2 separate regions of the Homo sapiens genome follow, and region 1 is linked to region 2. The links are chromatin loops, found by intact Hi-C in ENCODE. Cell type or tissue: GM12878. All regions are shown on one strand.

What was found. A loop is a pair of places that touch in the nucleus more often than their neighbours do. Peaks named below come from ENCODE experiments on the same cell type or tissue, not always from the same donor. Only the 100,000 strongest peaks of a DNase experiment are listed, where the experiment ranks them.
Region 1: it touches region 2 in a loop (2.0-fold over the local background); 3 of 110 quality-filtered maps call a loop at or near these places.

Annotation. Positions count from the first base shown.
Region 1 is chr20:48,486,922-48,491,921 of GRCh38, forward strand. No RefSeq gene overlaps it. Among named protein-coding and RNA genes, the nearest start is that of LINC00494, 130 kb to the left of the region's middle. RefSeq lists enhancers at 1,789-1,918, 2,319-2,418, 3,250-3,935 and a silencer at 2,429-2,629. In GM12878, no CTCF peak of the experiment used is centred here; DNase peaks (open chromatin) are centred at 1,920 and 2,290.
Region 2 is chr20:48,356,997-48,361,996 of GRCh38, forward strand. It overlaps LINC00494 (long intergenic non-protein coding RNA 494), which reads left to right and starts at 2,915. Exons shown (of 5, transcript NR_026958.1): 1 at 2,915-3,154. In GM12878, no CTCF peak of the experiment used is centred here; DNase peaks (open chromatin) are centred at 2,905, 3,185 and 3,445; H3K4me3 peaks cover 927 bases; H3K27ac peaks cover 1,736 bases.

The DNA.
Region 1 (5,000 bases), 130 kb after region 2:
AGAATATCTTGAACCCAGGAGGCAGAGGCTGCAGTGAGCCAAGATTGGACCACTGCACTGCAGCCTGGGCAATAGAGTGAGATTCTGCCTCTAAAAAAAAGAAAGAGACAAAGAAAGATGGCAGGGCGGGGTGTTGGGGAGAGAGAGAGAGAGAGAGAAAAGAAGGAAGGAAGGAAGGAAGGAAGGACAGGAGGAAGGGAAAGGAAAGGAGAGGAGAGGAGAAAGAAGGAAAGAAAGAAAGAAAGAAAGAAAGAAAGAAAGAAAGAAAGAAAGAAAGAAAGAAAGAAAGAAAGAAAGAAAGAAAGAGAAAAAAGAAAGAAAGAAAGAAAGAAATAGAAAGAAAGAAAATACAGACACTGAAAACGCAAAGAATCCTGCCCTCAGCGCTTCTAGCAGGAGCCAGCCCTACTGACGCCTTGACTTAGCCCAGTAAAACCGACGGCAGACTCCTGACCTCCAGAGCTAGGACAGAGTCCATCTGTGCTGTTTGAAGCTATCAAGTTGGTGGTGATTTGTCACAGCAACCACAGGAAGCTAACACACCCTCCCACATACCTGGAGCTTCCTATCCCCAAGCCTGCTGAATGTCTCCCTGTAGCATGGATTAGCAGCTGACATGTGTACCTTTCACTGATTTGTTTCTCCTTCTCCACTTACTGAATGTCTGCTTCATAAAAGCAGGAATTTTGTTTGTTGCAAGATCCCCTGCACCTAGCACAGTGCCTGGCAGATAGCAAGTGCTCAGCAAACATCCTCTGCAATGCTGTACCTGAGTCCTGAGGAGGGAGGAGGAGCAGATACTGGGATGAGCCAGGGGACAGAGCTCCCGGCAGAGGCAGAAGCAAGGGTAGAGTCTGAGTCACAACCAATCCCATCCTTCTAGATGGCTGCTGTAGGACCCATGGATAAACTTCCTCCTAGCCCTGCCTCCACAGAGAAGTCCCTTCAACTGAAGCCATGGAAGCTGGAAACTCACTTAAGAGCCCCTACAGTGAGAGATTAAGAGCATAGGCCCTGAAGCCAGGCTGCCTAGGTTCAAATCTCAGCTCTGCCACTCAGTAGCTGAGTGACTCTGGGCTAGTTAATTAACCTCTCTGTGCTAATTTCCACATCTACAGAATAAGGATAATGATAGTGCCCATCTCATAGGGCTATTGTGAGGATTGAAATAGCTAATGCATTTAGCACAGTGCCTGACACACAGTACACATGATCTGCTCTTCCTATTTGGGTGGAAAAGTCCAGCAAGTTGCAAAGATTGCTAAAAAGCAATGAGAGTATACCAAGGTGTCTAAACTGACAAGCAAAGGGTATGATTAAAAGACAAGCCAGGTTGGCAGCAGAACATCAGCTTTCTTTGTGCCTGGGCCATAGACAAGGAATTGAAAGGTAGCCTGGCAACGATTCGAGAAAAATTAATCACCCCTGCTGCCTTCCTGCCCCTGCCCATCCCATTTAACCTGCACTCTCCCGCCCCCTGCCCTATCCCTAAAGGGATCCTGGAGCCTCCTGTTGCACAGGCCGGGCTGTGACATTCACAACACACCCCAGCTGGGCCCAGCGAGTTGTTTTCCAGCCCCATCTGCCCAGACACAGCCCCGTGAAGAGAGGGCCAAATGCACAGCCAGGGCTGTGTTGACTGCAGAAGGGATAGAAGAAAATAGATGGGGTGGGGTCTGCACAGTGAGGGTTGGTGCATCATGTGGGTCTCACATGTAGCTTCCCTCCAACAAGCCCCCTGCAATCCCCACCAGATGTAAGGAGGGAGGGGTGAAAGTGGGGTTTCCGCCAGAGGTAGCAGAGCTGGGGAGGGGCCCAGGCTGCAGGGACCTGTGTACAGGGCATGAGATGTCATTGGGGACTTCCTACATGAGACGCAGTGAGTCATCAGGGTGCAGGGTGGAGGCTCTGAAGGAAGAGCCCAGGGGAATATGGGAAAGAGGTGACATGAGAATCCATTAGCCACCACCCCAGTCCTTCACATGAGAACTCATCAGCCACCACCCCAATCCTTCCCTCCTCTGTTCAGGAGCAGGGCCGGGGCCCAGGAGACAGGGTGAGCTTTCTGCAGGAGGGACACCCGCCCTGAGAGGAACCTGGGCTGTCATAGCCGCACAGACACTGCAAGCCAGGAGCAGTGGCCACACCCGTGGAGCAGAGGAATCAGAAGGGGGCAGAAACAGAGGCTTGTCACCTGAGGGCTGTGAGCATGTGTTTGCCGTGACCAAGGGGAGACAAAGCAAGTGACAGAGATGCCTTCTCGTCTGCGGGGATTCCCTCTGCAGGTCTCCAGGGACAGTGGGTCTGAGGGGCAGGAACGGTGGGGGGGCTATCACAGGTGCCGCATCAGGATGTCCCCTTCTGCCCTGAGCAGCGGGCAGTCCCCTCGAAGATGCCACGTCATCAGCCTCTGGCCCGAGGGCTTCCCAGAGCCTCCCTTTCTCCGTTTTGGGTGACTTGGGCAGGCACTGGCGTCTACATCTGTGTACTCTTGGCCCCTAGTGGGTGTGACCTGGGCCCTCCCATCAGACACACTTCAATCTCATCCCACACAGCCCAGGGCCAGGCCTTGGCACCTCATGCACAGACTCAGACAACGCACCTGCGATCCGGGCGCTGAGACTCTGCACGTGGCCTCATCCCAGTGTCTCAGAGGGAAATGAGGCTTGAATTTCTCCTGGCACACTGGACACCCCGCATCTCACGGTGCTGCATAAGAGGATGCTTGGCCCTGCATCCTCCCTACAATAACCATCATTTAATAAGGCCAGAAGTGGAGAAGGCGAGGCTGATGGGGCCGCCATGTGTTCAAAAGCAGCCCCCACCCACGCACAAGCAGCCCTCAGAGGCGTCCAGGCAGCTCCAACCAGCAGATAACAGGCACCAGAATGTGCAGAGCCAGCCCAGATCACAGCCTGGATCTCAATTTGCAAGAAAGAACTTGCCAGGTTGAGCAGCTGCCACGAGTCCGGATGGCTTGGCATTTTCTCCTGGAGGCTGTTCTGAGAGCCAGACCGGGGGTGGGGGCCCCTTGGCCACTATGGGTCCCTGCAGTCTGCACCGAGCTTGGAGTCACCAGGCTGATTTCATGGATGTTTATGGAGCCTGCAGGAGACCATAGCTTAGTGTGTCCCCTGCTAATTAAAGGACAGCAGCCAGTTGTTCCCTGTCAGAGATTACAAAGGATGAATGCTTTGGACCCAGGGAGCGGATGGGAGCATATCAGATGCCAAAACCTGGTGCCTGCCACCTGGCATTCTTTGGAAGTGACTCTTTGAGGAGCACTGACCATTATCGGGGAGATGGGTATTGGGGAGCCTCCCTCTCAGCTCTGGGGGCTCAACTCTGCCCACATAGGGCAGGAGGACGATGTCCTGAAGCTGTGCCTGTCCTTGCCCAAGGAGGGTTGGGGGCTTTGCAGGGGGGTATGTGAATGCCTGCAGGCCTGGGGATCAGGGGACCTGTGCAGGGCTGGAAGAGGGGTTCTCAGCCACAGGACAGCCCTGCTTCAGCCAGTGAAGCCATGTGTGGAAATACAGCTCAGCATTGCTCAACCTTCCAGCAGCCAGGACACCCTGGGTTTGAGTCCCTGCTACGGATAAAAGAACCGAATCCGACCATTTGTCTTCAGCCATTCTCAGCCTCTGCCTCTCTCCCCAGCCCCTCCACCCGCCATGTTCAAGGAAGGCAGAGCCCAGAACCTGTTGTGTGGGGCCTTGGGCTTTCCACGGCCTGATCAGTGCTAGTCTCTGGGGAGCACTTTGGGGGACACATTCAGATTCTCTCGAATGCCTCATACCCGGACTGCAATCCCCCATTCCACCAGTGATTTCAGTACCGTGTGGGAAATTTCATCAAATTTGCAAGTGTGTTGTTTCTCCTTTTACCCCCATTCTATCTGTGAGATGCTCTAGAATTCACCAGATGTAATATATCTTTGGGATGAATATTCTATGTTAAGTCCTTTGAAAGCAATCAACAACTGTAATCCAATTACTATTGGCTGTATCTTTCATGCTCTTTTGCCCCAAACCTCATCCTACCTGTGTGCCAAGCTCACCACATACACACACAGACACACACATACTCCACAAGAGATGCCAATTTTGTGCCTCGCTGCCTCACATAACATGGGAGCATTGAGTAGTGAACAGCTGATCTGCATGAATTAACGTGTGAGGTCATGTGGGCCCTGAAGCTTTCACACTCACAAACCGGCGTCAGGCTGGGCTGTCATAGAGATCAGGTGGAGGGACACTAGGGTTCCCCCCAGGACTCCAGGCCTCCTCTGATGAGCAGGTCACATGGGGATTTAGAGGGAGGCACAGGCACGAACTGCGTATTAAATACACCTGACTCACTGTGTCTGTGAGTGTGTGGGCGTGTGTGGGTGTGGGAGAGTGCATGTAGGAGTGAGCATGTGTGTGAGTGTACATATAAGTGTGTCTATGTGTGTGCATATGAGTGTGTCTGTGTGTGTATGTACGAGTGTACATATGTGCGTGGGCATGTGTTTGTACACATGTGCATGTGTGTATATGTATGATGAGCAAATGGATGCATGAGTGTGTGTGGGCATGTGTATCTGTGTGTGTATATGTGTAAGCATGTTAGTTTGCATGCACAGGTGTCCAGGTCCCACATGGGATGAAAATTGAATAGCTCTAAAGATCTACTGGACACATTTCAGATCCTAACAGAGCTCTTAAGCTTGAAAGGGTCACTGAATGCACAATGAGTGTTTCTGAGTCCAGGTGGCACTGACTCAGCAATGCAGGAAAGCAGCTCCTGGAGTTCCAGGAATGACCCCCACTTTCTCTCCCTCCCAGTCACAGACCCCTCCCCACGTCCCTTCCTCTCCCTCTGTTTGCCTTCTGTGCCTCTCCCTTTCCCAGTCTCATTTCTTGCATGTTCATCACTTCTTCGTCCTGCAGTTCAATTCCCCTCCACCCCTCAGCATGGACTGTGGGATGAGAGAGCCACAGCCTTATCCCTGACGT
Region 2 (5,000 bases):
GTTAAGTGAGTTAATAAATATCTTCTTAACTTAAGATGGTGCTTCTGAAACTTCAATGTGGACATGAATCACCTGGGGCTCTTATGCAAAATGCAGATTCTTATTCTGTAGATCTAAGGTAAAATATAAGATTCTGAATTTCTAACAAACTCTTGATGCTGATGTTGCTGGTCCATGGACCCCACTTTGAGTCATTAGACTATAAGCCACTTTTAGCTGCATATTCTGTTACTTGCTGCCAAAAGCATCCTAACTCTTTTGACCATTTGCATAGTAGCCCCACCCACTGGATGGAACCCAGAGTCTCATCTTCCCATCAATCAGATTCACCCTCCTCCACCTGTGGGAGGAGCCGAGAGACAAGTGCTTGGGGAGAAGACCATCCTCCTTCCAAAAGGCAAGAGCACTTCCTGGTGTTGTGAGCCTGGGTGAGAGAGAGATGGAGGAGGATGGAGGTAGAGCCAGATCGCAGGGACAGATGCTGATTTGGGGATGTTCTGGGTCTTCGATTGCCTCTTTATGGTCTGTTTATGAAACCCAGACGCCCTTTCAGTGAGAAGCAATTCTGCCATGTTTATTTTGGGAAAGAAGCCACAAAACCCAAATTGTCATCTATTTCCCAGTCTTTTCCAGTTTCCAGGCATATCATCCTTTTCTATGCCTTGGAGAACATTTCAAGCCTCCTGGAATTTTTCACCAAGGAGGGACCTCAGGGTCACTGCAACAGGATGGCCTGCTGAACCACCAAGAGGCCTAGGATTCTATCCTGAAAATCAGGGATTCCATGTGGGTCTCTCAGGCCCAGCTCTCTTGTGAAATTGAGAGCTTCAGATTAGTCATATTCGGACGTTGAGAGGTGGAGGGAACACTGGAAATGGCTCTGCCGCTCATGTGCTGTGTGTCCTTGGGCAAGTGATTTGGCCTCTCTGAAAACCAGTTTCCTCCCCTGTGAATGGCAGAAGTTGGGTCAGGTGATTTCTTAGGGCCTTGCCTGCTCTAAGCATTTCATGGTCTCAACATTCTCATAAACAGGACTTAGCTTAGGTCAGTGGTCTCCATGTTGGCTGCACATTTGAGTCACCTGAGGGACATTATCGACTCTGGTGCTTCTGTGTTCTACCCAGATGATCTGATCTGATAGATTTGGGGTCCAGCTTGGCCATCAGGAATCTTTAAACCTTCCCAGATGTCACTAACATATAACCAGGATTGAAAGCCACTGGGCTACGCCTGATTTTATAGAAGAGGAAACTGGGCTCACATCTCTGGTCAGCAGGTCAGCCACCAGCAGAATCCAGTGACTCCCGCTTGCAGGTGTGGGACCTCACAGCCACCCTCTGCAGTGCAGCGCATCTCTAGGACCTGGGGAACATTGCACCTTTCCATTCTTCAATAAACTTCTCCTCCATCTCTTTCCCTCTCTGCCCCGCCCCTCGCTCCAATGAGCTAAATCTCTCTCAAGTAGCTCCTGCCTCTGTCCTGTGAACGTGCCTGCCAGGAGGAGTCGCCATGCCTGGTTACCTCCTTGAACTAGGGAGGAAGGAGGGAAATATGGGCTTAGACACGTGGAACTCAGGGTCTCCCATGTCACTCTGACTACCACCCAAAGCACCTTGCTCTGGGTTTGTCACAGGACAAGGGGAAGCTGCTGTGATGTCACTGAGGGTAATGAGAAAGTTGAAGAAGAAAGAGGAGAGAAATAGCACATCTGTAATTAGACATTCTTCCTGGTTGCTTCTTTGCATGTTGAAAATGGCTTGCTACAATCCAGTCATGTTTAGCCCCTTGGGGTCCCTGGTGCAGTGAGTCCAGGACCAGGACTGGGGGCTTTACTCACAGCTGCCTTCCCAAGTCCTGTTGACCTTTGAGCATCTCCTGCCCCAGGGCCCAAGAGAGCGCTGCAGCAGCCACACACAACATGAGATGCTTCTCTGGGTGTGCCTGGCTTCACCCTTCTGTGCTTCTGATGGCAGAAGATAGAAAGTGTCTCTTCCTTCCTTGCAAGCATTTCCATCTCGGAAGACTCTCTGGGGAAAGAACACGAAGGGGGAGAGGCTTCCTAAGTCCCTTCACTGGGGGCTTATCCGTGACCGACGTTCCTGGGGAGACATACATTTCATCAGTCACTTTCCATCTCACTCCACTCTCCCTCCTCCTCTCTGCAAGCTTACACTGCAGCCCGATGGAATTACACACAGTGCCCTGCATATGCCAAGGTTCTTCCACCTCTAGTCATGCTGCTTCCTGTCCTGACACCCCCTTCCCAACTCGATCCTGCTGAGCAGCCTGGGATCTGTGTACGGGACGCCCCTCAGAGTCACCCAGACACAGGGGAAGCTGGGGTGTTTATTCCCCGCCCCTCAGTCACAGGTGCAGGCCTGCTCCTGGGGCACTCACCCCAGCATCTCCAACGCTAAGGCAGCTCAGAGAGCCACTTTCCTGTCCAAGGAACCCTTAGAGACCATTCCCAGGAGGAGCGAATGTCCACCTGTGTGGCGTCCTCCTGGGGCGCTCCTTCTAGGGGGGACCCCAGTCCCTCCTGCCCTTCCACCCAGAATCCTCCTGTCTCCTGGGTGAAAACTGGAGCCCAGATTCTAGCTCTGCTGTGTCTCTCAGACTCTGGTGAGTGTCAGAATGTTTTGGAGGCCTTGTTAAAACTCCGATGGCCAGGCCCACCCTGAGGTTCTGATTCAGGAGGTCTCAGCAGAGCCCAGAGCTGGCTTTCCCAGCAGGGCCCCGGGGTGCTGATGCTGCTGCCCCTAGGACCACCCCTGAGAGCCCTGGCTCTCCACCAGAGCCTGCTCACCTGGAGACAGTGACCACAGGCCACAGGTCACCCCTCACTGCTTCACTCCACGCCCTCTCCTGTGACCTCATCTCCTCCCACCTCCCCCTGGGTCACGTGGCTCCAGCCACACCCACCTCCCTGCTGTTCCTCACCCAGGATCACCAAGGTCTCTCCTACCCCGGGGCCTGTGCACCTGCTGTGCCTCTGCTTGGGGTGCTCTTCCCAGGGCTTGCCCACCTCCTCAGAGAGGCCTCCTGACCCCTGACACGGCCTTGCCCTTCACCTCTATCGTCCTTTAGAACAGCCCCCACCTCCCGCACATCATGCAGTTGCAGGTTCAATGGCTACTGCTTGTCCTCCAGACTCGTGAGTAACTCGTGAGGTGGGGCGGGGCGGGGGCGGGGGCGGGGGCGGGAGGGGTGGGGGTGTTTTGTTCCCTGCTCTGTCCCGGCACTCAGAGCAGTGCCTGGCAGGGGTGGGTACTCAGTACACACCTGTTAGCAAGTGACTCCGATGCAGGGACCGTTCTCTCTAATCTCCAAGTCCACCTTTCTTATACTAAGGATTTTCAGTGTTTTTTCATGCACCATCCAATCTTTTTTGACTCTTAGATCATATGCCTCAGAGCCCATCTGGGTACAAAAACACCCGTTTTCAAAAAAGGAACCAGAAAGTGGTTTCATCTCGCTTTAGGATGTGAATGAAAGCCTCTCCTTCCGTCTCCCGAGAAGGGACTTTCAGAAGCTGCAGGTGCCCAGGTCCAGGCCCCACGCTGTGGCCCCGCAGGGACTGTACTCACTCTTTATTTTTCTCTTTTCCAGCTCTCCACAAGCCAACAGCTCTCTCCTGGCTTTGATTTTCAACCATTTAAGTTGAAAAAAATTCAAAACAAATGAAATGCACTTAAGAGAAAGCCTTGAGGAGTTCAGCAGGCCACCCAAAGTGAAGGGACTCCTTTGGGGGTCTTTGTTGTTATCAATTATTTATTGAGCCCTGATGTGTTCCTGGCGCCACCAAGACCGAAAGGAGACAGGGTCCCTGCCCTGGGGCATCCCAACAAAGAAGGGAGAGTTTGTGAAGCTTAAAAATGTCCCAGATGGTAAAACAGTTACACGTCATACCTCAAGGCTGCTCTATACTTTTATTATAGTTTTATTCTTAAGGCTGTTTATTTATTTTCTGATGTAAAAGGTAATAGAAAGTTTATAAACTATTCCTAGAATATAGACAAAAAATAAAATTCGACTTCGTCCAGCATTTTTAATGCACATGTAAGAACTCTACTTGGTTTATGGCCGGGCGCGGTGGCTCACGCCTGTAATCCCAGCACTTTGGGAGGCTGAGGCGGACGGATCATGAGGTCAGGAGATCGAGACCATCCTGGCTAACATGGTGAAACCCCATCTCTTGCTAAAAATACAAAAAATTAGCCGGGTGTGGTAAGCAGGCGCCTGTAGTCCCAGCTACTCGGGAGGCTGAGGCAGGAGAATGGCGTGAACCCGGGAGACGGAGCTTGCAGTGAGCTGAGATCGCACCACTGCACTCCAGCCTGGGCAACAGAGTGAGACTCCGTCTCAAAAAAAAATAAAAATAAAAATAAAAATAAATAAAATAAAATAAAAAACTCTACTTGGTTTATGAAACTGGGATTTAGTTTGAACGTGTACTCTTCAGAATCTGCCTTGAGTTGACATCAAATTACATCACCTACATTTATTCATTTTTCTTTTCTTTCTTTTTTTTTTTTCAGAGTTTCGCTCTTATTGCTCAGGCTGGAGTGCAATGGCGCGATCTCGGCTCACTGCAGCCTCCACCTCCAAGGTTCAAGCAATTCCCGTCTCAGCCTCCCTGAGTAGCTGGGATTATAGGCGCCCGGCTAATTTTTTGTATTTCTGGTAGAGACGGAATTTCGCCATGTTGGTCAGGCTGGTTGCTTACATTTCTTTATGTCATAAAGCAGGCTTCAAAACAGAAATTTTAATCTCTTCAGAATATTCCATCACATAGATATATGATAATTGCCTTCAGTAGTCCTCTATTGCTGGATGCCAGTTTTTTTTGTTTTGTTTTGTTTTGTTTGGTTATTATAAATAACACTGCCATGAACTTCCTTAGTTTCGAAAGATTTGAATCACTCTCATTATAATTTCAGTTTATTTGTTAATTTAATGTATTTTTTGAGACAAGGTCTCACTCTGTTACTCAGGCTACA